Linked DNA regions of Mus musculus: all the other regions are linked to region 1. Evidence: chromatin loops called from intact Hi-C (ENCODE). Cell type or tissue: left cerebral cortex. All regions are shown on one strand. Each heading gives the region's core, and the rest is flanking DNA. Links, peaks and the distances in the headings are about the cores only. Region 1 overlaps Afap1 (actin filament associated protein 1). Region 2 holds the start of Afap1 (actin filament associated protein 1). Region 3 has its middle 11 kb from the start of Ablim2. Region 4 holds the start of Acox3 (acyl-Coenzyme A oxidase 3, pristanoyl). Region 5 has its middle 6.5 kb from the start of Bloc1s4.

Region 1 (6,218 bases), core at 621-5,620:
AAGAAAGAAAGAAAGAAAGAAAGAAAGAAAGAAAGAAGAGAAAAGGTGGCCTGTTATTTGGAGCTAGGCATTTAGCTGTGGCAAGCAAAGTTGTCATGCATGATGCTCTTGGAAGCCTGTATCATCCATGACTCTCCAAAAGAGAAACCCTGAAGACAACGTAAAACAGAATTAGCCAAGGGAGGGAAGGGGCTGGATCAAAATCAGTCCCTACAGGGAGCTAGGGTCTTCTGCAGAAGACCTAATCATGCTGTTGACAGAATCTGTGTACACCTCTCTGGATAGCAGCCCCAGGGAAGCCCATACCTCTAGAACAGCCACCTCCTGTCCGTTTCGAAGCAGCCGGAAGGTCAACGGGTGCTTAGAATCCAGGCCCGGGATCACCTCGCAGCCACGGAGGGGGATGGAGACGAGGTGGGTCTTCAGGTCAGCCCTGTCCTTGTGGAGAATGAGTTTGCTGTCCTTCACTCTGCACCAGCGCTCCCGCCAGCGGCTGTTAGAGAGCACATTCAGGTAGCCTGCAAGGAGAGGATGCCACAGCTCAGGCTCCCGAGGAAGCCACGTCCCTTGTCTGTGGTCTTTTACAGAGTGCACGAAACACACGCTCACATCCAGGTTTTAAATGCTCATAAAGAGATAAGAGTCATTATTACACAGCTGCCTTTCAACGGGACCTGGAGGCTCTTCCCCGGACAGAACCCACTGCACGGTATCAGGACCAGTTTCATCTCCTTGGTGTCTACACGGGAACCAGGAAACCGCCTTGAGACAGTGACAGTGGACATGGGGTGGCGAGGAGGGGCTGACAGCTGCCTGCACATAACGGAAGAGAAATCACATGCAAGACGACCCAGCTGCAAACGCTGTAAGCAGAGCACGGGAGACAGAAATAAAAGTATCAGAAGATGAAAACTCTCCAGGAAGTGGGAGGCCCGGGGAGTGGTAAACTCCCCAGCGCTGGATATGTTCCAGCAAATGACGGAACGTGGCTGGTATGAGCTCCCCACCCACAGCCCAAGGCCTCCTCCTGGTCTCTATGTCCCATCCCTGCTTGGGGAAGCCAGAGTTTCATCTCCTGGAGAGACTAACCCAGATGAAAGCTGACTGTGGCATCTGTGGCAGTTGTCCTACTATGGCCTCCAACTGTCCCACTGTGCGCACACCATCTCTCCGAGACTAAGAAAGGATTAGACAGGGAAAGGGTGGCCAGCGGGTAAAAAGGAGGATAGTGGAGAAGGCTAGGTGTCGCTCAGCTTCTTCCAGGTCTTGCACACATACGTACTCAGACCCTCAGTGCTCAGATGAAGGTTTGCACACCTCTGATGAGTTTTTCTTCAAGATATATTCCCAGTGAGTACCCACATATGCAAAATGTGAGTCCTTCTCTGGCTGGGGGCCTCCTGAGTCCACACACTCTTAACACTCTAACATGCATCTCTTGCCTCGTGAGGCGAAGAATCTCTGATGTCACAGACACCAAGACAGAAGCCTGTGAGCACCAGAAAAGGGGACTCTTGTGTTCAGGCAGCTTCTAGACATTTTTCTTCAAGGGCCATCTAGGAAGGAGAAGGAAGGCATCTTCAGATGTGGGGTGCCCTACCAGAGGCCATAGCCAGACCTGATGCCTACATAAAATCAAAGACAGATAAGGGGGATTGTTCCCAGTACAGCTGCAGGTTTCGCTTGAGAAACCGCAGCTAAATGATATTATTCTTTTTAAAGGCTTTTAATGTATAGATGGGACTGTTCTGATTCATTACTGTTTTAAAAGGAAGAAGGAAAGCCCTGCTTTAAAACGCAGTCAGACGAACATCTTACTAGAACTGTTTTGAAGGCTATCAACAGCAATCAATCACGCAGAGAGCCAGGCACTAGACCTCTCTGAGTAGACGTCACCTGTATCAACAGAGCCTAAGTGTTTTCTGAGCGCACGCCCACAAACAGGATGGCAGGAAGGCCTGAAGTAACTTGATCTATTCTGGAGACATGGATCACATGTGCATGGGCTCTTTAGCCACTGTTACAGAGCCACTCTGGACGGGGAGTGGAGGCACATGCCTGTGAGCCCAGCATGCAGCAGGGAGGCTCAGAGAGATCATGAGTTCAAAGCCAACCTGGGCTATATAATAAGACCCTGTCTCAACAACAACCAAAACCAGAAACAAACAAACAAACAAAAAACTAACCAGTGTGGTAACATATATTTTCAGTACTCGGGAAGTTGGATGCAGGACATGAGTTCAAGATGAATCTGTATGACACATGATGACCTTGCCTTTAAAAACAAAAAAAGCTCTGAACTCTAGGGCATATGGGCTTCATGAAGCTGCCAGATAGGGAAAAGATGCATCGTGTGTGAGTCGGCTGAGTTGTCTGTGACTGGGCCTAAGCAAGGATTAGAGATCTAGTGGCACAAGACCCTCCAGTGACCGCACTGTAGAGAGCCTCAAGCAGATAGTCTCAGACGCCAGCCTGGACAGAACTGACAGCAGCACCAGCCCACTCCTCGCTCCTCACTCCGGATGGAGTCTGCCCACAGTCATCAGATGCTGCCGCTTTCCCAACATTTCAGCCATAGAAGGATGATTGCATGAGACAGGTCCTCCCTTAAGTTAAAGCATGACTTCATGGGACATTACCATATTTTAATACATTCTTGGGATTTAAGTTTCAGAGAGAGAGAGAAGCAGGAAACTCAGACATGTTCACAGCTGTGTTTGTCAACAGGCCCCCATGGCACCTCACTTTCTCAAGAAGTGATTCCCAAGTTTTCATTTTCTTGGGGAGGGAACACAGAGGTGAATAAGGTCAGGCGGGGATCTGCCAGATCTTCCAGCTAAAGCAGACATCTGCCACCAGAGGGCGGCAGAGTGCAGCCAGGACCTTAAGACCTGGATGTGGACGGGCTTGGAGGCTTCTGGGGAACAATTAGATGAGGGATTTGTTGTTTGATTTTTCCACTGGTTTTTATTCTTTTTCTATTTTTATAACCCCACTTATATTATAGTAATGTGCTAATATATCTTTAAAACTGGGTAATTTCAGTTTAATATTTTGAGATTCTTTCCACTCCAAATTCTACAGAAAGAAAGGCAAGATTAAACAAGGTCTCGTTTGAATTCTAAAGTTAACTCTACAGGCCTCAGAGTCTACCTTTTTCACCCGAGCCTGGGCAGGGCTGAGTGTGCAGATGTGTTTCGTTGACTTTAAAGCACAGCAGGTAAAGAATAGACAGTGGTGGTAACACAGACCCTTAGCCCCTGCCCAGTTCACCTCCCATGTTCACAGAAACCAAGGAACCGTTGGAACCCACATCCCAGACAAGCAGCCCGAATCCCCAAAGCAATGAGTGGCCTTGCCAGCATCTTCTGGGCCCTGCGCTGAGTGATGGTGACACTGCAGAGCAGTGTCATAATCTAGCAATGCAATGAGGCTTGGACCAGTCTGAGCTCCCAGGTGGACAGCAAGAGGAGGCCTTTGTGCTTGTACCTAGGATGATGTGACTAGTATAAGGCACCTGTGTGGGGCAGAGAGAGGGTAGACAGACAGGAGGAGGGCTGGAGGGAGGGTACATTTCCAGGTCTCACGGCTTTGCTTATAGAATAACAAGAACCCTGGGACTTTGTCAGACCATGGAAGGCCAGGAAAAAAAAATCATCTTGGGTTTGGAGTCTTGGTGTGTCTCTTGGGTACATTACCCGGAGGGCTGCAAACAAGCTGCCCAGACCAACACTAATGCATCCCTCAAAGGCCTCTCAAGGGATGAAGATGGCACCTAGGGCCACCCAGCTACCTCTGCAGCTCTGCTCCCCACCCACGAAAGCCCTGCAAGAGCACCCCAGGAAACCACAGCACCCCGTCTAGCTTAACCAGACTGCAGTGCACAGGTGTGCACCAAGCTCAGCTCAGTAATTCCCGGGACCCTTTTCTGCCTGCTCAGCTGCTCTGCCCTTCTGGCCCCATCAGCTTAGCACTGTCTCCCAGCAGCTGCAGGGGCTCAGCTTGGCAGGGTCAGTCCCCCCGGGCCCCAGTCCAGCTCCCTTCCTCTGCTGAGAGCCCTGCAGCTGCTCTGAAAGGCTGAAAATGGCCATTGTTCCCTGTTCCCCTAGAGACACGTACCCTTACCTCTGGTCTGGCAGAGAGCTGCGTGTCCATTTTAGAGTTGTGCGGACAGAGGCCATTGTCTCGGCAGAAGCCAGAGCTGTGACCAGCAAAGTCTCAGGCCCCTGCTCTCAGGATCACCCAAGCTCTCAAGAAACTGACTAGCATGGAGACAGTAATGCTGTGGGCATCTGTGGGCAGGCCTGCAACGCTGTGCTCTTCTGATAAGGAAGTGCCATGACTTACAGGGAGTCAGAGAGTATTGAGGAGTGGAGTCACCCGCTTGTGAGGGCAGGGGCCACCAATTCTGCTGAGGCCCGAGACTCATGACTTCTCTGAGGCACGCCATTCTCCTCTGCAAGAGGAGGGCCCAGACTGTGACCTCTGACCTGCCTTGCCATGTTAATTAATACACAACCATTCCTCCTTAAAGCATTTCTACCTCTAGTCTTGAATCCCGGCGCTCAGGAGACAGATGCAGCAGGCAGATCTCTGTGAGTTCAAGACCTGCCTGGTGTATATGGTGAGACCGTGTCTCAAAAACAATAATTTCTTATTATCTCTAACCTAGATCAGTTGAAAAAAAAAGCAGAAGCTAAACTCTCCTTAACTCCAGACTGCTGTCATCTCAAGGGCTGATGACAAAGGCAGGAAGAAAGACTATGTCCCCAAGAGCTCCAGGAAGATGGAGAGGTTGGCCAGGAGCAGTGTGGCAGTGTCCCCAGCCTCTCCCAACTCGGTCACAGCTTTGTCCAGCTGTCTGCACTCCAGCCAAGTTCTCTCCTCATAGAAAGGAATATGACATGGAGACCTTCATTACCAGCTGACCTGAGTCTGTCCTGTTCCCAGCAACTACTTGATGATAAATAGTCCAGGGATCTGGGGTGCACGTAGCTCCTGGTACCTATGGATGCTATTATTCTTTCCTGACTCGGAACCCAAGGAGGGGAATCAGTAGGAAAGAGGGGACTGTAAACAGAATGACTCTGAAGGAAGCGTGTGTTCACACTGATGGGAAGCAGGCTCTGAATAGTAATCTACAAGGGCGTATTCCTGGTCTTGTTTTGTTCTGGTATAGGGTCTTACTATGTTGCTGTGGCTGGTTAGTACTCAGTACATAGCCCAGGATAGCCCAGACTAGTCCAGTCTAGCCCAGAATAGCCCAGGCTGGCCTTATTGGCAATAACCCTCTATGCTTCTGCCCCCTTGGTACTAGGATTACAGGCATGTACCCTCATACCAGGTTCCATTCTTGGTACTAGGATTACAGGCATGTACCCCCCATACCAGGCTCCATTCTTGATATTTTTAAGGAAGGAAAGGGCCTGGAGGTAGGACACTAGCCTAGAGCATCTCTAGTACTATAAACAAATCAAAATCGAAAGGCGAACATTCCTTTGCATTTATGAAGTTTTCCTCCTTGAAAGAGCTACTCAGTTCCCCTAAATGTGGCTACTAGGACTGTTACAGTGTGGTGTTGTTACCATTCTTGTGGACGCTGTACCCAACAGCCTGCCCACAGCCTAACTTAGGTGCCATGATAGCACCCTCCACTGCTTTGCTCTCCACATGGTGGGCACAGCTGGCTGTTACATACGCATTCCTCTGGTTCGTGTCCCTGGTTGGTTCCTCTCTTTAGCCCCTAGCCTAGACACCAGGCAGGCAAGACTGGCTTGGTGACTGCTATAGACCATATGCTTTACCCAATCTCTGACAAAATAGCATCACACACACATACATACACACACACTGGGGGTGGGGGACAGAGACAGACAGACAGAAGACAACACTGTGAACATGAGATGACCACACAGCTCTGTCTGCAACTTAAGTTCTAGGTGTGACCCAAAGGAGACTCAGTTCTAGAGCTTTGGCCTGTTTGGTGCCTGTGTCCAAGTCTGGAAACACTGGCGAGAACTCGGGGAAGAGACAGAGAACATTGGTATTTACCTTGAAAAAACCATGGACCAGCATCACAAGCCCTTGGAGATACTTCTATTACTAAAGGCTGAAACTGCTCTCCACACTTCAGACAGCCCCAGAGCACACCCAGGGATAGTCTGCTGACACATGGCAGGGTCTTACCACAAGTGGGCACATCCTCCTCTGCTGATGAT
Region 2 (6,218 bases), core at 836-5,835, 77 kb after region 1:
CCCCGAAACGCCCACCAAATGATACTGATCGTTCAGGATATAAAACAATGCTAAGTTTCCTGGCACCGCATCCAGGACTCTTGAGTGTGTATAGAAAAGCAGAGAAAAATCGACTATTAATGTTGCATCTTTTTATAACTTTGGCAGCATAGGATTTTACAACTTAAAAAAAAAAAACTCTTCTCTTTGTAATTGCATTGAATCTTCCAAATAATAATAACATTTTAAAGGCATTACTAAGAACTAACGCACTTGTGCAGATCAAGGAACTGAGGCTGAGAGAACCTGATTAAAAAGCCAAACTCTAACTCAAGACCCCTCCTAGAGAACTGTCGGACGCGATCCTTAACCTCATTCACATCTACATCCTGTCGACACACGGAACGGTTCTGGGTCCCAGTGCAATAACAGACATAGGAACCTGAGAGTGGAAAGGGTGGCCTGGGAAGCCCTGAGTGGTAGTGACACAATAGCCGTAGACATACAGTCTGAAAAGAGCAATCCTCCACTGTTATGTGAGGGCTACATGGTGACTTACAGAGGTATCAAGCTGTAGAATAAAGGAAGTGACATCATGGTTTAAAGCCCTCATGGCAGCCACAGAAATCTCCAGACATGGTTGGGAGCAGACAGATGGCACCTAACCAACCTGATGTGTTCAGTGATGTGTGAATACGGGCAAGAGGACAATAGTGGAGATCAACCCCTATCCCTGTGCAGAAACCCCTGTCACTTCATCTGGACAGAAATCAAGGCAGCTACAAATGAAACCGAGGAAAGAAACTCAAATTGAACAAATTGAAACCGAGGAAAGAAACTCAAATTGAAAGGGGATGTGTCGCAGTAAAGAACGTCAACCCTAGGCAGAGCTGCCATCATCAACTTTCAATCCCTGTCGTTATCTAGATAGCAGGGAGAACTGTGTCCTTTCTACACACAGACACCCGGCCAGAAGAAACTCTGCACACCGAATTCCCACCTCACCACAGACACACAGATGAGCACGGAAGGGTTGGCTTCTGCTCCTTAGAGCTGAACTCCTCTGCCAACCCTTTAACACATGATGTTTTTAGCACTAAGATCAGATGAGCCTTTCAACATTTAGGCAGAGCCCAGGGCATCTACTTGGGGTACTCTTAAGATTCCACTTGTTTCAGAGTCTCTCAAGTAAAATCCTGGCTATAGATTGGGACCTGGAAATGCGCAGTTGGCAGACTCCATCCGACAACACACCAACAGATGCTCTTGAAAACAGATCTGCACCCAACGGCTTCATTAAGGGAGGAATGTGATATAGTGGAGATGCAAACAGAATACAATTATAAAGGGTTCAAAGGGGCTGGAGCGGTGCTTTGTGGGTAAGAGAGTGTAAGGGCTGAGAGACAGTTCATGGTCAAGGATGCTTGCTGCTGTGCTCAGGGAATCTGGTTTTCAGCACTCACATCAGGAGGCTCCCATCTGCCTGCAACTCCAGACCCAGCATATCTGATGCCCTCTTCTGACCTCCCAAGGCATTCCATGTGTATGTGCACATACACATGCACACGCACATCTCTCTGGTGGGGGTGTAAATCTTCAAAAAGGCCAAAATCAAATTTAATTTTAATTTTTCAAAAAGCATGCAAGACAACACCAAAAAGTGCAAGTTTCCATTGCACACACTTGTCCCAAACACTGATGATCTACCCAACCTTTATAAATTTCAATTTTATTTTACTTAATGACTATGGGCGTTTTGCCTCCATATGTCTGTCATATCACATGCACACAGTGTCCGCAGAGGCCAGAGATGGCATTGGGTGCCCTGGAGCTAGACCATGTGGGTATAGGACCGCCCCAGGTCCTCTGCACAAGCAGCCAGCAACCTTGACCACGAGCCATCTCTCAGTCCTTGGATAAACCTTTGTAAAAAGAAACTGAGAAGCAAGGAAGTAGCTTGCTCTTTAGACTACATTTTTCAAATATCTCCTTTATATCTTTGCCATAGGCCAACTTCCTTCTGCTATATTTGGTTAAAAGAATGAAGGGTTTAGGGCCAAGAATGTTCCTTAAAATTGTCTACTTGAAGACTTTCAAAGGTGAGACTGCTAAAACCTAGAGGAGAAACTACCCAGGAAGGACAGTAAATCAACTTCAGGGCCAAAATTAGACTCAATGAACTCTGTTCGAGTACTCTACATCATAAAACACACTCAGTCAGACAGGTTAAAAAAAATCTTTACTATCTTTGGTGGGTTGAGGCTTTGTACCTGGATTCATGGTGTAGACAAAGGCTCTCTCATTTGGGCCCCACCTCCTCCCTGCTCTGGGGTACAAACTGGGTCTGTGGCTTTCAGAGTGTTGGTTTTTTTGTTTGTTTGTTTGTTTGTTTGTTTGTTTTAACAAGCTATGATAGGTACTTTTGGCCCAAACTCACAATGTCTAAAGGACAGAACTAACATAAGGAAGGCTCAGAGAGAACATTTGATGAGGCAGAAGCTTGCCAGAGCTCAGCACCCAGAGCTGAGCTGGTGCAAGCACAGAAGTAGGAGATGGCAGAGACTAAGTGTGCATCTTATAGCAGGACAAGGATGGCTCCTAGCTGTTTCATATCCTATCCTGCTATTAGAGTTGGGCTCTCTTTTAGGACAAACTGTGGGTTGCTTATTGAAACTCCTAGTTCCAAATGCTGCCTGCCTTCTCCCCACAGAAAGACACTGGCTTGATTTCTTTCTCTCTCTCTTTCTCTCTCTCTCTCTCTCTCTCTCTCTCTCTCTCTCTCTCTCTCTCTCACACACACACACACACACACACACACACACACACACCATCCTGGATACATGACAAGTGATTTTGAAATGCTCAAAGAAGCAGTATCTAATGAATGGTCTCCACATTAGTTAGTAGCTGAGGAGGGCCCAGCCTGAGGGGCAGCATCAGGTCCCCTCCCTGGACCTCACCCCAGGGCTGCCTTCATAAATCTGATCTCCAACTGTAACTGCTTTGGCTTGGTTCCCTGGGTGTAGATTTTCTTGATTCAAACTCATTCTGCAGCACGCCAAGTTCTTGGGAGAGTTTCTTCCACTTGCCAGGCGCTGACTGGGAGTTACAAAGTCAACTCTCTGGCTTTCCAGATTTTTTTTTTCTTCCCAACGGAAGAAATCAAGAAGCTGAGGGCAGAGAGGCTCTGCTCCCTCCAATCAGCACCGGCCTCTGGGTCGCCAGGCCTAAGTCAGGAGTAAGAAACTCCATGGCTGGACTTGCAGCTTCCAGCACAGTGACAGCCCCACGCTCCCCAGAGACCCGCAGGGTGAGGGGCACGTTCTCAGACGGGCTACTCCAGAGCCCGTGTAGCGCCCCCCACCCCGCCCGCTCCCCGCTTCAACTCACTGAATAAAGACAATACCAAAGTCCGGTCCACACCACCTTAGGCTAACTGCGCCCAGCACGCACAGGGCTTCGCTCACCTCACCGAAACTCCAGTGCCCAATGCACACCCAAAGCGGGGGCCAGGACTGAATGGGCAAAGCCTGGGTCGACAAGCCATGGGACACAGGACCAGGATCCCATGCGCGCGTGTCCACGCTGTCACCTTCACTGACACACGAAATCGTACCAATACAGGGACAGAAACAGCCTTTCCACCCGCCAAGCCTCCCCACACACTTAAGTCCACGTAGTTACCTCCGGAGCCATCCACACCACATAGGGAAACAGGAAGGCTCCCTCACACAAGGGTCCCCCAACCCCCGGTCCCTCTTGGTGACAATCAACTAGCTACACCCAAGAAGGAGGGCCGGAAAAGAGCCCACTCGTGGGGTGGCCAGGACCTGGAGGTGCAGAGCCCTCTGTGCCACCCGGCGGCGAGACAATGCCAGGGCGCACAGACTCCTGAGTGCTCGGGTCCATCCAGGCCAGCCCTCTCGGTGTTCCTGTCCCTCTAGAGGAGAAGGCAGCTGCCACCAACCGGGCAGCACACTCTCCGACCCATTTCAGCCGACTGCCAAGCCGGGAACCCCAGTTCAGCCTTAGCGATCGTCCTGCAAGTCCAAATATGCGGTCTGTCCTTTAGGTCTCGGATGACCGGATCTTCGAACAGTTCTTGGAAAACCATCCCAGCCCGCTGACCCTGCCCAGCCCTGTCTGGGGACCCTGAAGGGCCTCGGGGACCCTACCTGGCCCTGGGGACTCTGACCTCCAGGGATCCAACTTAGCCCTGGAGACCCCGTCCACCCCTGTATAGGGACCATGCCCTGTCCGGAGACGCTGCCCTGTCAGGAGTCCCTGGTCAGTCCTGTCTAACACCCTGAAGGGCCTCGATGACCCTACCCGGCCCTGGAGATCCTGCCCAGCCTTGTCTGGGGACCCTGCCCGGCCCAGGGCATCCAGCTTGGGGACCTTGCCCGAGGACATCGTGGGACACCTGGCCCCGCTACGGGTTCAAAGTCGCCGCCGCCTCACCTCAGGATTCAGTGGCTCGTGAGCACTGGACGGCCGAGAGGAGCGCAGCCCGCGGAGCGCCCGCTGCCTCAACAATGGAGCCCGGGGCGGGGCCCTGCGCAGCTCAGCGATCTCTCAGTCGGGACCTGGAGCCCAGACACCGCCGGTGCGAGCTGTGGCCGGAGGATTCTGCGCAGGCGCGACAGGCCCCGCCTGCCTCCATAGCCCCGCCCCCTGAACAGCAAGAACCCGCCCTCTAGCCAATGGTTAGGGAGTTGGGCGGAGGGGGCGGGGCCAGGAGGAACAAAGAGAGGCTGGGCGGGGCCGTGGGTCCGAGCCGGCACCCGGGACTCTGCGCTGATCTGATTTCGCTTCGGGCTCAGCGCCCACGTGGACTAAGCTCAGTGGTACTCGGTGCTCACCCCAAAGCTAGAATTGGTTCTAAAGGAAAACTGATGGTTCTTGCCATCCGAATTGCGATCCTCATAGCCTTGTCCGTCTTCTGGTCGAAGGGTGTTGGTATCATTAAGGGTGGAAAGAAAGAGAAAACTCCCTTTAGGTGCTGTGCCAAGCAGATCCATTTCGCTGTCCTACTTCAGGATCCAATTATTAATCTCATCCCTTTCCTGCTCAGAGCCTTGTTTTTGTTTTTTGTTTTTCCATTCCCCCACCAGGCATGACTCCTATCTACCTACTACCATTTCCATTTATCCATATCTCAATTATCTTTAAAATTCGCCCAAGCCTTAGAGGACTGTTCTGGAATGTATCTCTACAACATTCGTGGATTTCCCTCTATTTCACAACCTGTCCCTCTTCTCCAAGACTTCCCTTCTGCCTCTGACGAGAGCCTTTGTGATCATGGCTGGAGACAGCATGCTTCTCTTGGGATGGATACCCTCATCAGAAGCCCTATCCACATACATGATCACTGCAGGATCCAATCCAGTCAGCAGTGATCACCAGACCTCAGTTGGACTCCCCCCAAATTACAAATAGCTTACTTCCAGAGACAGGCCAGCCTGCCGCTCCTCAGTGAGTCCTGGAGTCCATGCAGAGCCTCAATCCTCCTGTCTGACTCCCCAAGCCAACAGATGATCTGCTTGCCCAGGCACTGGGGCCTCTTGGTACAGCCCCTTATTCGAGAAGAGCTATTCTTGGGAATGGGTTTGATTGGTGTGGTTAGTGTTAATTGTTAACTTGTTGTGAAGGATTACCTCATCGCTGAGCATGCATGTACAAAGTAGTTACCTAGATTTGGTTGAGGTGGGAAGACTAACACTGAAGGTGGGTAGCACTTGTCACTGGGCTCAAGTCCTGGTCTGTTTTAAAAGGAGCCATCTAGTTGAGTTCAGGTATTAATTGGCCTCAGCTTCTTGAAGGTGAGTGTGGTAGGACCAGCAGCCTTCAGCTCCTGACACTGTGACTTCCTTACAGTCAAGGACTGGACCACAGCTGGAGAGCCGTGGGCCAACAGAAACCGTTCTTTCCTAACTTGCTTTTGTCCAGGTATTATCAGGACAACAGAAAAGCGAGACATTCTGGGACACCGTCCTGCTGTACGAGCTGTGCTGGGACACAGAGGCAGGATGGTGGGCTGCTTTGCTCAAAAATGAGAGCAGCTGTGCTTGGGGAAGGCCAGAGAAGGAGACAAATAAAGGGAGCCAAGGAAGATGGGAGGGGAAGGCAGGTGGCGTGAGGATGGGAGAGATGGCTATTATGGCCCGGAACATTCTAAGAACAGAAATGTCTAAAGGCCAGTCACTCCAACCTGTGTTACCCTCTCATGCTGTCATCCT
Region 3 (6,218 bases), core at 496-5,495, 230 kb after region 1:
GTTTCTGTGATTGTGTGACGGTTGGAATTCTGGGAATGTTTCAGAGACTATATAAATGTTAGAGCCCTGTGGGTGGTTGTTAGTCGTTCAGGATGGTTGGTTGTGGGTTTTTATTAGTAGTCATGCTAGAAGAAGAAGAGGAGGAAGAAAAAGAAGGAGGAGGAGGAGGAATAAATTAGACTCAGAAATTTCTATCTATCTCTCTCCCCTCTATCCTTCTTTCTCTCCTATCTAGTGATGGGGATGAAACTTGGGTTGGGGGAGGAGATAAAGGTGAGAACCACAAAGTAGTAAAGACCAGCTACAAGTAAAGAGGAAACAGAAAGAAATTAGATTCAGAAATCTCTCTCCCCCACCCCTTATCTTTCTTTCTCTCCTATCTAATGTTAGGGGAGATAATGAGTGAAGAGCTCACAAAACAGCAAAGAGTGGCTACAGTCCTGCTCTAAAATGCCATCACACCTACTGTGGCCCTGTACAGCCTTCATTCACCTGGGTACCACTCATCTGCTCCTCCCAGCCCAATTGCTCTGTCATACCCTGGGAACCCTGTGTGCCTCTGTGTAGTGGATACGTTTCTTCATTTATCTGACTTGCTGTCTCAGCAGGCCCCAGTAGGCTCCTGGTTCTCCCTCTGTTCTGACCCTCTCTTATCCCTGTCATTGGGTTCTCCAGCCCTGACCCCTCTCTTCATTCTGCCCTCCTCATTTGGGCAAACACTGAACCCACCCATCCTTCTACCACCCATGCATCCAGCTATTCATCCACCCAGCTACCTAACTGTTCACTCATCATCCATCCATCCCGATGTTTACCCACACTCCTACCCCCCAGCTTCCCATCCACCACCTCTCTACCCACTCACCTATCATCTGATTACCCTCCCACACACCCATCTACTCATCCACTCACCCACCGTGCCCCCTTTCCACCACCCACCCACCCTTCCATCTGTATATATCAGTTGGTTTCTCCAGAGAGCCCAGATTAAGACCTCTTCAGCTTCCCGGTGCCTACGCTTAGACCTGGGCTGAGCATAGCCTGTTCTCAGCTCCTCACACCTCATCCTAGCACCGGCTACCACTTTTGTGCCCCTGACATCTGAGAATTTATTTTGGCACAATTCTAGGTCCCACTTCCAGCTCCTGTCTCTGGGCCTGCTCCTGCTTAGGCCTGGTCCAAGTCCTATCTCTTCTGGGTGGCCACAGTCACCTCCTCTTGGTCTCTTTGTTCCTGGTCTCCCATCCCTCCACCAGAAAGCCAAAGGCATCTGTTAACAATACATATCAGCCACCCTGCCGAAGGCCCCCACCTGCCTCTTCCTTCCATGCAGGTGGCTCCTGCTTGGTGCTCAGGGGTCAGCCCAGCTGTCGCCTCCACCTGGAAGCCCGAGTGGTGGAGTTGGGTGATCTCCTGGCTTCCCACACCTCCTGGAGCTTTCACAGGTGGGAAGCATGCCATGCTGCCATTCTCTGACAAAGCTGACGCTAAGTTAGGGATGGAGCCAGAGAACCAAGGCAGGAGACTGGCTCATTTGCCTTTTAACTCCAGGAACAAAAGGCTCAGATCCCCAAAGAGCACTTGGTGAGTCCTCTCAGGAAAAGCTTTCTGTAGAAAGATCTGAAGGGCAGCACTAAGGACATTCGGGTTAAGAATTAGTGCGGAAAGATGGAGTCGATGCTGCTCCTAGCCTTGCTCAGTGACTGTGATCAAGCTCCGAGCCCATGTAGTGCCATGGGTGGAGGCACAGCCAAGCACAGCCAGGTGCAGCCCCATCCCCATCTCTGCATGTATCTCAGGTAGAGGGGTTCTCTCTCAGCCACAACAGTATTTGTGTCCATGGTATTAAGACCATTGCTCTAGGGCTCACACTTCCCACCCAAGACTTGTGGAAACTGCTTCAGTGGGTCCAGATGGGAAAGCCAGCCTGGCTTCACCCACAGCCACAATCAGTGCATGTATGTCTCATGGGGGCTCTTTCTAGCCATTCTTCCTTCCCTTTATGTTGCTGGACACAGATGTTTGAGTTTACTATAGAGCCCCAAAGCATTATACATACATGTGTGTGTGTCGATATGGTGCATGTGACTGCATATGCCCAAGAAGGCCAGAGGCATCGGATCCCCTCCGGAGCTGGAGTTACAGGTGGCTGTGAGCTGACCAGCATAGGTTCTGGGAATCAAACTCATTCTTTTCCAGATCAGTATGTGCTCTTATCTGCTACTCTGTCTCTCCAGCCCCTCTACGCACAGTTTTTAACAGCATGCATACAATACAGAAAACAGCATTTTAATAACTTTAAATATATGTACCTTAAAGCCGAATTTACACATAACTTTACAGGGATAAATACGTGGTGTCTACCATTTCCAGGGATAGTAGTAATTGAAGTTTCTGTTCAGCAAAACCAGCATGTTTATTTACTGTACTGCCCCCTGGTGGGAGAGTGCGCCACTGCAACCTGCTGTCTAGGTCCAGTCAGCCAGTATTTCTTCCTCTGCCAAACAGAACCCAGGCCCCTGCTCTCCAGCTACAGAGGAACAGAATGGAGGGGACAGTTTCCTGCTGGGTTACTTCCCAATTCTGAGGTTTTGGTGCCTGGGTGTTCCTAACCTGTGAACATTGTGTGCGTAGGCTCAGGATGGGGTGGGTACTTCCTTAGTGTCTTCTTGTCTCCTGACTGGTTACCTAGTTTCCTGACTCTCACTTCCCCTGTTTCTGGTGGTGCCCCACCTGAAACACAGTCCAGGACTCAGCAGTGTGCCAGCCCCATGTCTAGCTCAGATAGTTCTGGACGGTTACAGGATGGGCTCAGTCCAAGAAGAGAGCTCTCAACCACATCAACCAGTACCCAGCACCCTAGGACACACAGGATTCTATCCAGGAGGCCATAAGACCCAAGCCAGGCAGCTGGGAGGCCAGCTAACTGAGGAAAAGCGTCTCTTGCCTTCAAGATGTTTCCAACGGTGCCCCTCCTGGTCAGGATATTTGGGAGTAGGAGGTACGTACCTGGGACAACCATTGCCATAGTTGTCCCTTCATGGGAAGTCAGCCTGAGAAGAAAGTCACACTCAGGGCATCTTGGAAGAGTGATGAAGCACCCAGAGCTCCTTGATCAAGCCAGTCCTGAGACCACATCTGGACTACTAGGGCCAGAGCCAATGGAAACCTTTATGTTCGAGTCACATGCACTTGAGCTTTGTGCACTGCTAACACCATTCCTAAGCCCCACCCCCAAATCCGGAGGGTTGCACCACTGAAATGAATGAATGCCAGTGTGCTTAAGCATCCGCAGCATGGCCTCCCTCCAATGGCTCGAGATTTGGATTGCTTCTGCCTAAGTGCCAAACATTCCAGGGTCCCCCACCTCTTGTCTGTTCTTTCCTTTGCCAGACAAACTCAGGGAAGTCCTGGACTCCTGGATGACCTGACCCCTCTCTCTAGGGCTAGGAGAAAAGAGGAAAGGCCCTGCTCCAGGAAGGGTTGGGGGCGAGGGCAAAGTGCAGCAGGTGCTCCCTGCACCCCAGTACCAAGAAAGGAAAGGAGGGCATGTCCTCAATAATACAGTACCCAGACTCCCACCCCACAGGGCTTTTAAAACTTCCCACAGAGCCTCCACAAACTTCCCTCCACTGCTAATATACTCCACAATATTGTCCACACAGCCGTGGGAGGAAGGGCCCTCAGAACAAGCTCCCAGTTTGCAGCAAAGAAGGTATGATCTTTTGGTCCAGACCAGGGTATCCATGTGACCTTCCACCTTCCCCATCTCTGGGAAGCTATGGCCAATAGAAGGACCACATTGGACCCAAGACCCTGAGCCAGACACTTCTGGTGGGATGGCGACAGCAGTGTTGGGGCCTTTGGGCCTGGATGGATGCAACAGAAAAGTGAGATATGATACAGGCTCTAGGAGGCGTCAGCCTGCCAGCCAAGGTCATGGTCATCAGCATGGACTCATCAGGCTGCTCTCAGGACCAAGATGCTCTTTGCCCTATTCTAGGCACTGGGGTTTTAGGTGCTCAGGGGCAAGTGTCAGGGACCACAAGGCCTTCGTGGCTCACCCTTTTTCAGGTCTTAAAAAGCTTAGGGATAACCAGCTTCAGTCGTCAGCAAACTGACTTCTAACTAACACTTCAGGTCTCCAGAAAGTCACCAAAGCCACTACTAACATGGCCCATAGTCAGAAGTGCCGCCCGTAGCAAACTATCCGACACTCAGACGATTAGCTGTGTGGCCCAGCAGGTGACATGAAGGGGCTTGCTCAGATGGCCACAGCCTGTTTTCTTATGTGTAGCACGTGTACTGAGCCAGAAGGCCGTGCTCAGGGTCCTTGTCACTGCCACTTAAAGTGATCTGCTCAGAGAATCTGTGCTGTTGTCCCTACAGCTGGACCCTGGCTCAGATGATGTATGGTAATGCTTTCACTAGAGAACAGAGGGGATAGAGACACAGAGACAGAAAGACCAGGGACGAACAGGGCACTGACCTTGAAAATCAACAGATCTTCAAGGGAAAAGGCTGGGGCCAGGTAAGAAGAAGTCAAGTGGTTTCCCTTCCTGGGCTCTAACCACGGGACATCAGGACTCAGCCGAGGAGATTTCAGTCATGAGTGTCTGTTGAAGAGGAAGCAGGTGGATTTTATTTTGCAGGGATAGTTGAATGACTGTGTAGAGTGCAGGAAAAGCTCGGTGCCTTGCCAGGTATCTGTAGTCTAAGTGTTCAGGAGGCAGAGGCAGGAGGTTTCCTTGAGTCTGTGAGTTCAAGGCTAGACTGGGCACCATAATGATACTTTGTCTCTAAAAGGGGGCAATTTAAAAACTCTTTTGAGAAAACAAAACAAAACCAGGCCTGAACACTCTTACTCTATGTACTCCGGAGGCTGAGGCATACACTGCTCTAGAGGCTCGCCAGGGATGTGTAGCCTGTCTCAACAACGCAAAACAGCAAAACAGAGAAGGGCTCTCTGTACACTGGATTGTGGAGTCTCATAAACTCCTTGCAACCCATCACTGACCCTGTTTCCTGTCCCCTTTGCACAGGTGAATAAATAATTGGCCAAGGGAGGGAACTTACAGGGTCACATGACCATGAGTGACACACTGGGACCCAATAGCCCGGTCCATCTACCATGCTCTGCAGGTACACAGTAAGAATGGGATTTTGTTTGCTCGACCATTCTGGATTCTAGCATGTTTTGGACAACAAAGTGTTAGAGTGTCTTGGCAGATCAGGGCCAAGGAATGCCTTAAAGATCACATCATGCAACGGATTTATGTGGGAGAGGGGGCTGGCTCTGTGTAGGGACATGAGAGAAAAAGACAGGTGGGAGGTGGTAGCAGGGCTTTCTGAAGGGTACACAGCTCATGGAAATGTGTAGAATTTGGCTGGTGATGATGTGGCTGCTGGCACTGAGTCGCTGAAGGCAGATTGGGGGTGAACCTGGTTCTGGAATGTGGGTAGTTCCTAACACAATACCTTTTGCCAAAGTGGGGGTTCTGCCTAACCATTTTACAGGGAACCTGCTTCCTTCCAAGAAACTGCTCTCTATGGCTGCTTAGCTGCAGTGCTCTGCTTCAGACCCGGGAGTGATTCAGGCCACTCCTGTCTAGGACAGAGGTGCCTACACAGCCCCTCAGAGGCCAAGGCTAGGGGCAGAGACACGAGCTAGCTTACACAAGGACTCTGGAGGATCAAGTCTAAGGGAAGGAAGTCACCGTTCCACACTGCAAATTGCAATGTGTCCTGCCCGTCTCCTGTTTCTTGCCCCACCTAGCCTGTGGCTTGACTTCCTGGGTCACACAAGTGACATTCAGGAGTGGTTGTATGACCCAAGAAAGTCTCCTGATCCCCCCACAGCCTATCTCCCCACTCCTTGGAAGGATCTGGCCTTTCAGGGCAGCTGCCGGTGAGGTAGGTAACAGGCCAGAGTTGGGGAACTGCAAGGCTTTGACAAAAAAAGCTCCTTAGAGGCAGGGCTGCAGCCTTCAGAGGGCTTCATAGGTAGCATCAGGGCAGCATAGGACTCCTTGAGAGGACAGACTGAGAAAAGCTGAAATCCAGCAGGCCACAGGCAGGGAACAGAAAAACAGGCCTGACCCATTTCAGTCAGGGATACTCAGACTCACAGAGGGCGAGGACACTGGCTGAGGTCACGTGGTCCAAACTCATAGTGCCAGGAAAACGAAAGAGGAGAACTGGCCAAGAATTCTGCTCTT
Region 4 (6,218 bases), core at 635-5,634, 390 kb after region 1:
ACACTGGGTTTGAGATGCCACGTGACTTGGGAGTGGCTCTAAGAAGCAAGACCAGCAACAGGGACCAGTGTCACAGCTGTCTGTTTCCCTTAGGGAAACAGAGTCAGGCACTGCTGCTTGCTACAAATTCTTGCTTCTAACACATTGCTTCTCATGCAGACAATTCTACTACACTGTGAGTAAGGATGGCTCCTAATAATCTGTCTTAGTTAGAGTTTTTACTGCTGTAAGCAGACACCATGACCAAGGCAAGTCTTATAAAGAATAACATTCAACTGGGGCTGGCTTAGGTTCAGAGGTTCAGTCTATTATCATCAAGGTGGGAGCATGGCAGCATCTAGGCAGGCATGATGCAGGCAGAGCTGAGAGTTTTCTACATCTTCATCTGAAGGCTGCTAGTAGAAGACTGTCTTCCAGGCAGCTAGGACGAGGGTCTTAGGCCTGCACCCACAGTGACACACCTACTCCAACAAGGCCATACCTCCAATAGTGCACTCCCTGGGCCAAGCACATACAAACCATCACACGATCCTTCCCCAGTTTAAGAAAGATATTCAAGACCATCCTCTAGACCAATGGTTCTCAACCTGTGGGTCTCAAGCCCTCTGGGAATCATACAACCCTTTTATAGAGGTCTCCTAAGATAACCAGAAAGCACGGATATTTACATTATGATTCATAACAGTAGCAAACTTACAGTTATGAAAAAAATATTGTGGTTGGGGGTCACCACAACATGAGGAACTGTATTAAAGGGGCGCAGCATTAGGAAGGTTGAAAACCACTACTCAGACAGAGAGCCAAGGTTTTGGCACCTGTGAGAAGCGAGGTTAATTTAATCACCAGTACTTGGAATACCTTCAAGGTAAAAATGAGTTACCTGACTTAATCAGCCTTCTGGCAAAACCAGCCAGTACCTAATGGCTGGTAAATAAGGCCAACAAGTAATAAATCCATTGTCAGCTATGAGCAGTGGGGGCTGTGAGCACCTCAGTGTGTACAGAACATGAACAGCCTCAGGCAAGGTGGGCAACACAAGCAGCCTCCTCTGCCTTCACTTTCTGGGATGGTCAAACCTTACAACTTGACTGCATATGGAGTCTTGAGAAAAGGAAAACTTATCTCTGTGTGTAGCTGAGGTAATTTCCAGAAAGCTTTAACTGAGGGAAGACCCAAGCTAACCATGAGAACATCATCCCATAGGCTGGAGTTCCAAAGTAAAGTTTTAAAAAGAGGGTGGGAGGCTGGCTAGATGGCTCAGCCATAAAGGCACTTGCTGCCAAGCCCGGAGACCTGAGTTCAATTCCAGGGGCCCCACATGATGGCAGGAGAGAACCGACTCTCCCAGTTTGTTCTATGACCTCCCCAGCCACCACGTATGCTATGACACGAGTGAGCCTCTGCCCAGGGGATAAATGAATAAAACAGAATTTTAAAAAGTATAAGGGGGTGTGGGTGCAACACAGACCAGTAGGTATAAATGCTAGCCATCAAGGCTAATGTATGGAATTTGATCTACATGTATGGTAGGAGAGGGCTGATTCAGATAGATGTCCTCTGGCTGTACATACCCAGAGAGGTACACACACAGGCACATGCACACACATACATACACACATAAATACACACACATGTGCACACAGCGAGCTAAAACAAAGCTTTCTTAAGTAACTTCTGTCAAGTGTTTTGTAACAGCAACAAGAATAGTAACTAGTGCACCCACATTTTTTAAAAAAACAAACATATTTATGGGGGCTGGAGAGATGGCTCAGTGGTTAAGATCACTGGCTGCTCTAGGAGAAGACCTAGGTTTGGTTCCGAGCCCCCCACATAACAGCTCACAACTAAAGGATGCCACCCTTTCCTGGCCTCTGTGGGTATTGTACCCATAGAGTCATATACATGCACGTAGGTGAACACATAAAATAAATGTATGATATAAATATACGTCATGCATGGATATGTATACACATATGTATATGTATATCTCCCATACCAGGCACTATGTACACCATAATCAAAATACTTCTGAGGCAGAGGCAGGAGGATCAGACATTACAGGCAGTTTGAGCTACATGAGACTCTGAGTAAAAAAGGAACCTTTGAGCATGTTGTCACTCACTCTCACTTCTTCTTCTTCTTCTTTTTTTTTTTTTTTTTTTTTTCCTGAGACAGGGTTTCTCTGTATAGCCCTGGCTGTCTTAGAACTCACTTTGTAGACCAGGCTGGCCTCAAACTCAGAAATCCACCTGCCTCTGCCTCCCAAGTGGTCACTCACTTCTTAATTAGCATGCCACAATAGTTCAATGAGAAGGAACCATTTTTGTGACAACTGTGGAGAGGACAAAGTTCTCATACTCAAAAATCACCTGCCCTGGCACAGATTCATAGGTAATGAGAAAGTGAATTTCTTCTTAATTAAAAACATCGATGGCAAAGGAGCAAGGTGCTTTGGTCTAGATCCCAAAGATCCCAAGCCACATGAGGCTACCAACACAGCCACACTGGTGCAGATCAAACAAACAAAGCCCACAGAGCCAAGCTGCCTCAATAATACAGTTTACCAATTCTGTGAACTTACCGACCTGCTTTGTCCCCGTTTCTCAGAAGCAACGATAACTCTGCACACGGGGCAGTGTCTGCCACGTTCCTGGGACTCAAATCAGGCACTTGTGATGTTCCTGAGGTAAATGACAGTTTCATTATCACTGTTCTGACACAACTTTCCTCCAGTCCTTTAGTCTATTCAAAATAAAAAATTATGAGGCCCTAGTTTTGGTCTGAAGTCCTATATGGATGTCCCCTACAGACCAGACCCAACCAACATAGAGTCATTAACATCACACATTGTGTTATCAGACTGAAACTTTCAGGACACCTGGGAGATTGGTACCACCTGACCTTACGGTAAGGATTTCCTTCCTGCTTCAGTCTTACAACAAAGTAGCAGATGACCTGACCTTGTTTCTGTTCCTCTTCTAGGTCCCGCTTTTAAGAGTCAGTGTTATGTTGGCATAATGGACTGACCCATGATGCCAAGACTGAGTCAGGAGGATAGCGTTCGAGGGCAGCCGGATCAACTGAGACTCAAACGGAGAACTAAGGTTTCAGGTGTAGATCAGCGGTAGCGCACTTCCTTAAGAATTCGCTAAGTCCACAATGCACTTGAGAAGTATAAATAGTGTCCTGCCCGGGCACAGTAGGGAGCAGTCCTCAGACACTACAAATTCAACTTACAAGCTAACTTTGTTCTGTCTTGGGATACCTCCCGGCCGCCGAGCAGATTGTAAAAAGCTGCGGTCAGTTCGTTCTCCCGCTAGCGAGTATGATGTCAGGCAGAGTGCAAACGCCAGCAGTCACCCCAGCCTGAGCTCCTGCAAACCCTTCCTGTCTGGAATCTCCCGGGCCCGGCACGTCCTCACCTCCCGGATCCAGCTTGGGATTCGTGGTCCTAGTCAACCCGGCGTCTGGAGGACACTATTTATCAGGAATATCCTGACTTCTGAGGGCGGAGCAAGCTGGTGGTGCCGCCCCGCCCCACCCCGCCCCATCCCGGACATCATCCCTCCCTTGACTGGGGTTGCTGCCGGCTGAAGCCTTGCGTCATCATTCTGAGCCGCCCCGTCGCCAGGGAAACGCGGACGCTTCCGAGAGCTCAGCTCAAATGCGGTTCCGGGTTTAGAGTTTAAAGGATTTCATTCCGGTTGCCTTCTCCCGGGTTAGATGCTTCGGGCTTATTCAGAAACCGCCTTCGGTCAGAGCTGTCGTGTTTAGGTCCAGGCCTCTCGTGGCTCTGGGAGCACTTCCAGGAGAGTTGGACCGCGGATCCATTAAGATGCACTTTACTCAGAATTGCTCCTAATTTTCCAGATGGCTTCCTTGCTAGGCACTCCTAAATAGTGCTCGAGTTGGCAGATTCCCAAAGTCACTACAGAACTGCTCAGCGCACCCCTGGCTAGGAGTTTCTGAGCAAATATCTGCTTGTCCAGCCAGGACTTTCATCATTGTGGTACAGCTGAGAGGAAATGTGTGCCTGCATGGGTACAGCTGATACCTTTGAAAAGGACTAAAATGATGGATAATGGAGTTAGGGCCAGAGAAAGATGCTGAATTCCGTTTCAGAGACAGACTTAAGGCATTGGGATCAGACACAAGTGGACTCTGCCGCTGCCAGCTAAGGCTGGGAGCTGCTTGCCTTACTGCATAACTACTTTGTCCGCAGCAATTACTGCATTTATGGCTCTGACTCAGAACACACTTGCAGTCACAGGTGTCAGTGGGGCTTTCCTATTGGAAAGTAGGGAGTCCTGCACATGGGTCATGAACTCATAATGGAGAGGACTGACTCCAGAAAGAGGTCCTTCAATCTCCAGGAACATTCCCTGGTACATTAGTGCCTGCACACACTATACAATTATTATTATTATTACTAATAATAGTACTAATAATTATTAATAATAATAATAGCAAAGGGAAATGACTGAAGGGAGGGCAGCCTAAGGAATATGATTGCTCCCACCATAAACAGTCACCAAATAAACTCAGATAAACCAAGAACAAATGCATCCTTCTCACCTGGGGTGCAGTTGTCACAGGGCCTCCCACCACCAAGCAGGGGAACCTGGCAGCAAAGGCAGAAGACAGCAGCCACCAACCCTGGATGCCTTGCTCTAGTCTAGCCTAGAAGTTTCCGGAAACAGAGAAGCACTCCTACCCAGTCACCTTCATAGTGCCTGAACAGCTGGTAAGATTGTCTTCTGCCTTTCTGAAGAGTCTGAATGGGCAGTCAGTCTCCACCGGCATTTACAACCTGAACTCTGTCATTGCAAGGAGTCCTTGAGTTCACAGGGCTGCTCAGAATGGCCTGCAAGCATGCATGCTATTGTTTTTCCAAAGCCAGAGAGAAACAAGGTTTCCTCATTACAGAATTCACTCACTACAGAATTCATATGTATCTCACAAGTTCTGTCCAAGCACAGCTAATAAGTCAGATTCCTGTGTTAACATGAGGAAAACATTGCTTCCTTGGGAATTATCAGTTTAGATGAACTGTGGGGAGATTGACTCCCTAAAATTAAGGTTTTCCTCAGCAACAATGGCATTGTTATCTGGGCTATGTGATGGCTCATAGGCATAGGAGCAGAACAGGGGTATAAGGATTGTTCTATGGGCTCTTTGGGAAAGTGGGTTCTTACCCCCAAGGACAGACAAAATGGGTGGTGTCCCTCTGAGGCTGGTAGCAGTTGTTGGGTCAGCGTCCTTGGGGAAGGATATTTGTGCCGTGCTGTGATTTTGTTAAGAGGCAAACATTACCTAGATTCATGCCCAGGTCTCCTGACTCTGTTTTGTTGGGAGTTTGTTGACATAAATTAACTCCATTTGATTCTCATTCCATCTCCTTCCAGGAGTAAGGACTAGAGGAGACATTGTCAAGCAGTTGTGAGGGCAGGAGGAAGGGTCAGAGGTACTGGTGAGCTGGGGCCCCAAGACAATGGCTGTGGCCATGGAGCCGGATGGGTGGGAAGAGAACCATTGACTGGCAGTTCCATGGAGGATAAGTGTCGTGTCTCAGTAGCTAAGCATGTAGAGGACACTTAGAGAGCGTGGTCCAGACCCCTCCCTTCCAGCGTGCATGCTCTCTCTCTCTCTCTCCCTACCCTGCTTCTTCTCTAACAGTTCTCCAGTTCTCTGCCTCTGCCCATCTCTTCTTCTCAGGGCAGGCTCAGCAAGTTTGGATCCCATTGCTCCACTCTCTATTTAGTTCTACGGTAACTGGGTTAAAGACTTGCCCCAATTCAGTTTGATGGTGATGTTTCTGGCAATGCCAGCACTAGGTAGGAGGAGCACAAGTTTCAAAGCAGGCAGGCTGACATAACAAGATCTTGTCAAATCAATCAGTCTTTCTCAGCTCTGGCCTGGTTTACTTCAGATCTCTTGGTGACATTTGCCTATGTTCTCCAGCTTCTTTGCAACTCTGAGGCCCCCTTCCTGGTTCTTAGGACACTCCTAAGCCTGTGTATGACAGAGAACTCATTGGACATCTCTGTGTTGAACCCAGGAGACAATGAGACTGCAGGATGGTCCAGGTGAGAGGAGAACCTAAAGTTGATGTCCTTAGGGGCAGACCACTAAAGTTGGAAGGGTTTCATGTTACAGGAAAGAACAGGTTTGCCTCGTTAGCTACTTCCTGATATGACTGCCAAAAAGAAGCTCCAAGG
Region 5 (6,218 bases), core at 357-5,356, 770 kb before region 1:
AAAATGACTAAATACAGGCCATCTCTGCTGCTTGGGTCTGGAGCAGCCCACTTCATATAAATGGATGTGACTGGCAAAACAAGGGATGGGCACCCCACCAGTCACCCTTGGATCAGTCTATTTTGCGTGCAAAAGCATGCCTGCTAAGATTAGCAGGGTATAGGATGTTTCTCAGCTGATATCAGCCTCTGGCAACCCTGACTGGACTTATATGTATGAAATGCTGGCCACTGAGGTGCCAGCAAGCAGTCTGTGACTGTTTCCCATGCCAGAACTTTCAGGAGTCAATCTCAAACTGTTCCTAGTGTCTTGTGTGCACCTGATAGGGAGCAGTCAGTACTCCTGAAAAGGCCAAGGTTTTCAAATGGTAGGCATGTGTTCCCATGACTTCACCTGCTCTGGTAGTGCAGAAACAGCTGGAGATCATGGGTAAACCACCATGCGTGGCTGTAAGCCATTAAAACAGTTGTTCTTGAGACATACAAGACACAAAAGGGCTGGGGAATGACAGTGGTGGCATGCTTGCTATGCAAGCTGATGACTCAGTTTACCTCTCCAGCTAGGCATAAAATCTAGGCATAGAGGTATGCATCTGTAACCCAGCACTGAGGGGCAGAGACAAGTGGATCCCGGGGGGTGGGGGTGGAGGGTTGGGGGGGTCTCTAGCTACATTCCTGCTGAAACAGCTCAAGGACCCAGTAAGAAACCTCGGAGGGGTACGAACACACTCTGCCTTCCACCCAGGCAAACTCCCACATGTGTGAGCCTGTGTACACACATGCACTTGAACATACATGCATGAGGGTGGGGCTTAAAACCAAACAGTAGAAAAAGACTAGTAATGGCCCGGAATTTGAAGTTTGTAGCTAGCTTGGCTACATAACTTTCAGAAGGGACCCCATGGGAAGGTGCAAAGCCAGTTCCTAAGGATCTAAGGATGTCCTTTTTTTTTTTTTTTTTTTTTTTTTTTCTGTTCGAAGTGAACAAGATGAAAGAGGGGCTCAGGATGCCTGGCAGGGTGTGAGTGTAGGTCATATAAGAGTGAGTCACAAAAGAAAAAAAAATGGAGTCCTACTTTGGGGTCTTACCTGATGAATGTCTAACTTTCTGAACTTGCTCACAGGAATACCTTTTAGAGTTCTGTGGTTTAGAGTGGCCTGATGTTCACAAAGAAAGGGGTGGCATCCAAGTTGTCACTGGAGTGTATCCCGGTGCACAACCCCCGATCCCATCTGCATTAGCATCGTCCCTTGCCAGCAGTGTGTTGATCCAGCAGCTCGGCAGCCCCAGGCGGTCCCAGGCAGTCCCAGGCAGTCCCCTGCTTCTTCCTTGCTGTCCATTTGTGCACACAGTCAAGGGGCTTTAGAAATCTGAGTCTGGCTGCGAAGATGGCTGTGTTTATATGTACATACTGTGTGTATGTGCAGTGTTTGACCTGAGCTTGATCCCACAGAAGAAACCCCAGGCATCATGGTGTGCACTTGTCATCCCAGTATCAAAGGCACAGGCAGGAGGATTCCTGGGGCTTGCCGGCCACCCAGGGCACCCAGCCTATTGGGTGGACTATGAGAGACTCTATTTCAAAAGAAACAAAAACAAGGTCTCTTGAGGAATGGCACCAAAGGCTGTCTTTTGTTCTCTCCATGCCTGGGCTTGTACATGGACCCACACACATATATGCACACATGCACATGTACCACCCCCCCAAAAAAAAACACCCTTGAGTCCCATGCACCAGCCTTTACCCAATGCTCTCAGTAGTTGATTTGGACATAAATGGAATAAAACCAGAAATCTGCTTTGTGCGCAGACAGTTCCCATAGGGCTCACCCCCATCCCCACAAATTTGCAACAACCTTCCTACTTCTTTTTGGATCCTGACCTGGAAGCAAACCAGCAGTCCTGTGTAATAGCGGCTGTGGTATTATCCAACTAGCTGCCTCATCGCCTGTACGCATGACCAAAGACGCTCCCTGGGTCCTGCTTGCTTTGCCTGGATTCTCAGCAGTAACAATGTGCTAGGGACATTCAGATGTCTGTCAAGTGACTAGCAGTCAGACTGGCCCAGTGAGCAAGCTATACCAAGTGCTATACCCAGTGAGCAAGCTATATATTTCCTGGCTTAGGAAAACACACAGGCCAAGAACACACAGAGAAAAATATGTGCTTTCTAGCTCAAGAACAGGGCAGACTAACAGCTGAGGTTGAATACCAACTTAGTCCAAATCATGGATCCAAGACCACACTGGTTAAACACAGTACATGTACTCCTAGGGAAACCATATGGGCTTTGTAGGAACACCAGACATAAGGCCAGGCTACATGTGGAATTCACCTTTTCTGAGACCTTAAATGTGCTAAGAGGCTGTAGAGAACTTTTTCCAAAGTGGCTTAAACCATCAGTCCCATCAATAAATGTGAGACCATTTATTTTAGGCCCTTCACCGACCAAAGGGAGAGGGGATCCTTCCCGTGTAGTGAAGCCCAGCTTGGGGTTAGGGAGTGGGGACAAGATGAAAAGATGGCTATGGAAATAAGGCATCTCTGGACCATTTGGCTTGCAGGACAGCGTCTTCTCACCAGGGGGCGCTATAGGGGTAGGGAAAGCATGAAAACTGCGAATCTAGCCATGGCCGAAAGGAATTCAAACTCGGTCATCTAAGATTTGTAGAAGGACTCAGCCACAACACTCCGGACCTCCATGACAGACACACAGAGCACAAACACAGAATAAGTGGAAGCCAAGGCACAATGTCTGTTCCTCTTGCGTGGAGTGGTGAGCGGAGTGAGGCGGAAGCTGCATGAAAAACATTTGAAATCGCACGGCAAGCACCACGACCGGCACGCTCCCCACCCTTCACTGTCCTCAAAGCTCTGACCTTCCTCCAAAAGAAGCAGGGTCATTTATTTACTTATTCCTTGTCTCCTGGTTAAGGGAAGGACTTGAACTTTGTCCCTTTTGTTTATTCTGAACCAGTGGCACCCAGGGCTAAGCCAATGATGACAGCAGGCACTATCAATGTACCTGGAATGAATGGAAGGGGACAATGGGGACAAGAGGGCAGCTGACAGGGAGGTGGAGAGGGTGCCTGGTGCCTCCAAGACTCTTGGTCCCCAGTGTGTATACTGGCCTCGACTTTGGAGACATCTCCTTCCAACTTCCTCCTTTGTGTCTTTGGGTTGTAGCCATGTCTCGTCCAGCCTGATGTGTGAGTTCCTTGAAGGAGCCAGTATCCCTCTTATCCATCCTGCCACCCCCTTCCCTGGCTCCATCTCTGCCACACTGTATCAGTCAGGGTTCTCCTGAGAGGCTGAGGAACCAAGAGGATGTGCACATAGCTCTATGGGAAGGGGTTATTGGGGGAACTGGCTCTTGAGGTTGCAGGGGCTGAGAAGGCCCCAAGAAACCAAAGGTAGGCCGGAAGTGACTTTGTCCAAGTCCAGTCCACCAGGGCAGCAGAGGTGGGTGAGCTCAAGAGCCTGGCTCTATAAAAGCCTAGGGAAGGGGACTCTTTATTCGTCAGGAGCAAAGTACCCAGTGTTGCTTTAGGGTGGTTCAGGATGGTCAGGGCCATTGGCAAGTAGTGTCACCTATACTGGGCCCCAAGCAAGGACCAAAGACATGCAGAACATGACTGGGCTCAGGGCCTAAGAAGAAACACATTGAAAGGCCATGAGGTGGCCACAAAAGTATCATCCTGCCTCTCCATTAGATCTCTTCCTCTTCTTCCTCCTCCCCTCTCCTCCTCCTTCTCCTCCTCCTCCTCCCCCTCCTCCTCCTCCTCCTCCTCCTCCCCCCCCTCCTCCTCCTCCCCCTCCTCCCCCCTCCTCCCCCCTCCCCCTCCTCCCCCCTCCCCCTCCCCCTCCCCCTCCTCCTCCTCCCCCTCCCCCTCCTCCCCTCCTTCTCCTCCTCCTCCTTTCCTTCTTCTCTTCCTCCTTCTTTTTGAGACAGGGTTTGATGTAGCCCAGGTTGGCCTCAAACCCTTTTTCTCCAGCCAAGAATGACCCAACCCTATATCTCCTTGATGAGTGCTGGGGAACCGGGCATGCCATTAGGTTTTCCTGTGAAGACAGACAGTGCGCTGGGGCTGAAACAGTCTCTACGTGTGGACTCAACATCTCAGTCATTTAGTCTGACTGGTGCTGGGTAAATCCGGAGAGGTGACAGTGGAATGCATAGGAGACCTCCATGTAAAGAGAAATGTCAGGGTCTGGGCCAGAGTGATGGCACGTGGCTGTAATCCAGTGCTCAGCCTGATCTACATAGAGAGATACTAACTAAAATACTAGAGATTGAAAGAGAAGGTCAAGGGGTGGGAGAGAGAGGAAGAGAGAGAGAGGTCAGAATATCTTCCTTTTTTCCTTTTTCACGTAAGAGACATGTATGTGTCTCCTTGTGTAGAGATACATTCCTGAGAGTGAACACAGAGGGTGCCATGGGTCCAAGAGGAGGCTGCTGGGTTTTCTGGGAAGGAAAATTATTGTGGGTTGCCATGGAGCTGTTTGTATCTCATGCTAAATCTGCCTCCTCCAGAGGGGCTGCCTGGAGGAGGAGTGGATCAGGTACCCAGGTGATTCTGTGTGAACCTTCTTTCTCCCCATTCTAACTGGTCAAATAAAGGCCAGAACCTGTGATTGGGCAATGGAAGGGAAAGGTGGGGCTGGAGGTTTTAGAGAGTGGGGGAAGGGTAGGGGACAACAGAGGAGAAGGACAGAGGAAAAAGAGATGGAAGAAAGATGGAGCAGAACTACATGCCCTGGAGAAGGAACAAGTAACAAGGGCTCTCATAGCTGGGGAATAGCTTAGTATAGTGATAGATCTGCCCAATCTAGACATACAACTTATAAACATAATAACTCAGTTGTGTGTTTTTGCATAGACTTATTGGGGTTGGAAGTTTACTACAACAGGAAAGAGGAAAGGAAGGAGCCGTGGTCAGGTAGGAGTGGATAAAAAGCGCCCGTGTTCAGCTCAGCCTCTCCTGTCTGTACAGTCCGTTGTGTGGGGATTTTGATGGAGAGAACTAGGTGAGGAATCACAGAGCTTACCTGGTGCAGACCCCACTTTTCATGAGCACCGACAGCAAACACCACCCAGGACTCTGACAAGGCTATGGATTATCCACTAGCCCAGGAGGGCCTAGCTCCACTAATGCCTTAGAAGGGCTGGCCTTGTGCACTAAACATGCTACCTATGGCCACCAAGGGGCAGTATGGTGTAGCATTGCCCAGCAAAGAGGTCTTAAGCCAATTATCCAGCTCCCTGGACCTCAGTTTCCTCCTCTGGAAAGAAAGAAGGAGAATCCAGGAGTTCACAGCCTCCTGAGGGCATGCTGAGCAATCCTGTGCTGGGCTGAGAAGTCCTTTCTCCGGCTCTCATCTTCCTGTATGGCCGACGCTGGGTCAGTGTTCCTGACCAGCAGCTACTACTAGTCCCTCTCATTCCAAGTAGATGCTTAGCTAGAGGGCTGAATTCTCTGAGGAAGCTACTTAACCAGCTCCCAGGAAGGGCTGTGGGGAGAGGCTGGAGGAGAAGCTGAGGCCCCTGATAGACCGCCTGGTCGTTGCAGTGAGGACTGACCAAGGCTCAGCTTCTCCAGCACAGGAGACCTCCAGCAGAAGCCCAACACAGAGGGAGGCTAGCCATCCATCCCCTCCGAGCCCCAGGATCTTCATAAACAGCTCTTTGGCTACTCCTCGATCTTGAGTGATTTTCTCCATAGCCAATGTGATAAAGCACTGCCGTGCTCCAGAGAGAGGAGCTGTCCACCCACATCAGTGTGAACCAGGCCTGGGCTCGGGCAGGTCTTGGCTCCATGGCTCATGTCTTTTATCAGCTCTGAAATTGGTCACAGGATTGCTGTTATCTGATCCCTCGTCTCCAACTCGGTCGGAGGGGCTGCCAAAGCACCAGTCCTGGACTGATGGAGGAGCTGCCCGCTTCACGACCTGAGCACAGAGCCCCCCAGGCTGCTCTCATTGTCCACTGGCTTTAGTTGCCTGTGTCCTGGAGTGGGAGGCAGAGGGGAGGAAGCTGGAAGCTCATGCTGCTGCAGACGGTCTATCTGTAAGCTTGTTTGCTGCATGTGTGCATGCCTGTGGGCCACCCAGAGCCGGAGGCCTGTCAAAGGCTGCAGAGGGATGGCAGGTGTACACACTCACAGCCCGTGCCAAGCTGGGCCTTCCCCTCATAAAGACCTGGTTCTTGTTGGCTACTT

The links. A loop is a pair of places that touch in the nucleus more often than their neighbours do. Peaks named below come from ENCODE experiments on the same cell type or tissue, not always from the same donor. Only the 100,000 strongest peaks of a DNase experiment are listed, where the experiment ranks them.
Region 2: a loop joins it to region 1, with 6 times the contacts of the local background. A loop is called at or near these places in 35 of 42 quality-filtered maps.
Region 3: it touches region 1 in a loop (2.9-fold over the local background); 4 of 42 quality-filtered maps call a loop at or near these places.
Region 4: it touches region 1 in a loop (2.3-fold over the local background); 3 of 42 quality-filtered maps call a loop at or near these places.
Region 5: a loop joins it to region 1, with 4 times the contacts of the local background. A loop is called at or near these places in 6 of 42 quality-filtered maps.

The regions. Positions count from the first base shown.
Region 1 is chr5:35,968,688-35,974,905 of GRCm38, reverse strand. It overlaps Afap1 (actin filament associated protein 1), which reads right to left. Exons shown (of 17, transcript NM_027373.2): 9 at 6,187-6,218; 10 at 307-518. Among named protein-coding and RNA genes, the nearest start is that of Afap1, 78 kb to the right of the region's middle. In left cerebral cortex, for the core only: a CTCF peak has its summit at 2,856 (motif pointing right); DNase peaks (open chromatin) are centred at 1,889, 2,524, 2,842, 4,060 and 1 more place; H3K27ac peaks cover 2,002 bases.
Region 2 is chr5:35,891,763-35,897,980 of GRCm38, reverse strand. Afap1 (actin filament associated protein 1) reads right to left here and starts at 4,662. Exons shown (of 17, transcript NM_027373.2): 1 at 4,441-4,662. In left cerebral cortex, for the core only: CTCF peaks have their summits at 3,850 and 4,638; DNase peaks (open chromatin) are centred at 3,021, 3,864 and 4,645; H3K4me3 peaks cover 2,293 bases; H3K27ac peaks cover 1,340 bases.
Region 3 is chr5:35,743,384-35,749,601 of GRCm38, reverse strand. No RefSeq gene overlaps it. Among named protein-coding and RNA genes, the nearest start is that of Ablim2, 11 kb to the left of the region's middle. In left cerebral cortex, for the core only: a CTCF peak has its summit at 2,441 (motif pointing left); DNase peaks (open chromatin) are centred at 2,450 and 5,435.
Region 4 is chr5:35,580,339-35,586,556 of GRCm38, reverse strand. Acox3 (acyl-Coenzyme A oxidase 3, pristanoyl) reads right to left here and starts at 3,523. Exons shown (of 19, transcript NM_030721.3): 1 at 3,423-3,523; 2 at 2,582-2,681. 4931431C16Rik (RIKEN cDNA 4931431C16 gene) reads left to right here. Exons shown (of 4, transcript NR_045807.1): 4 at 2,983-5,330. In left cerebral cortex, for the core only: no CTCF peak of the experiment used is centred there; a DNase peak (open chromatin) is centred at 3,637; H3K4me3 peaks cover 1,760 bases; H3K27ac peaks cover 762 bases.
Region 5 is chr5:36,739,021-36,745,238 of GRCm38, reverse strand. No RefSeq gene overlaps it. Among named protein-coding and RNA genes, the nearest start is that of Bloc1s4, 6.5 kb to the left of the region's middle. In left cerebral cortex, for the core only: CTCF peaks have their summits at 2,572 (motif pointing right) and 5,204 (motif pointing right); DNase peaks (open chromatin) are centred at 2,580 and 5,202.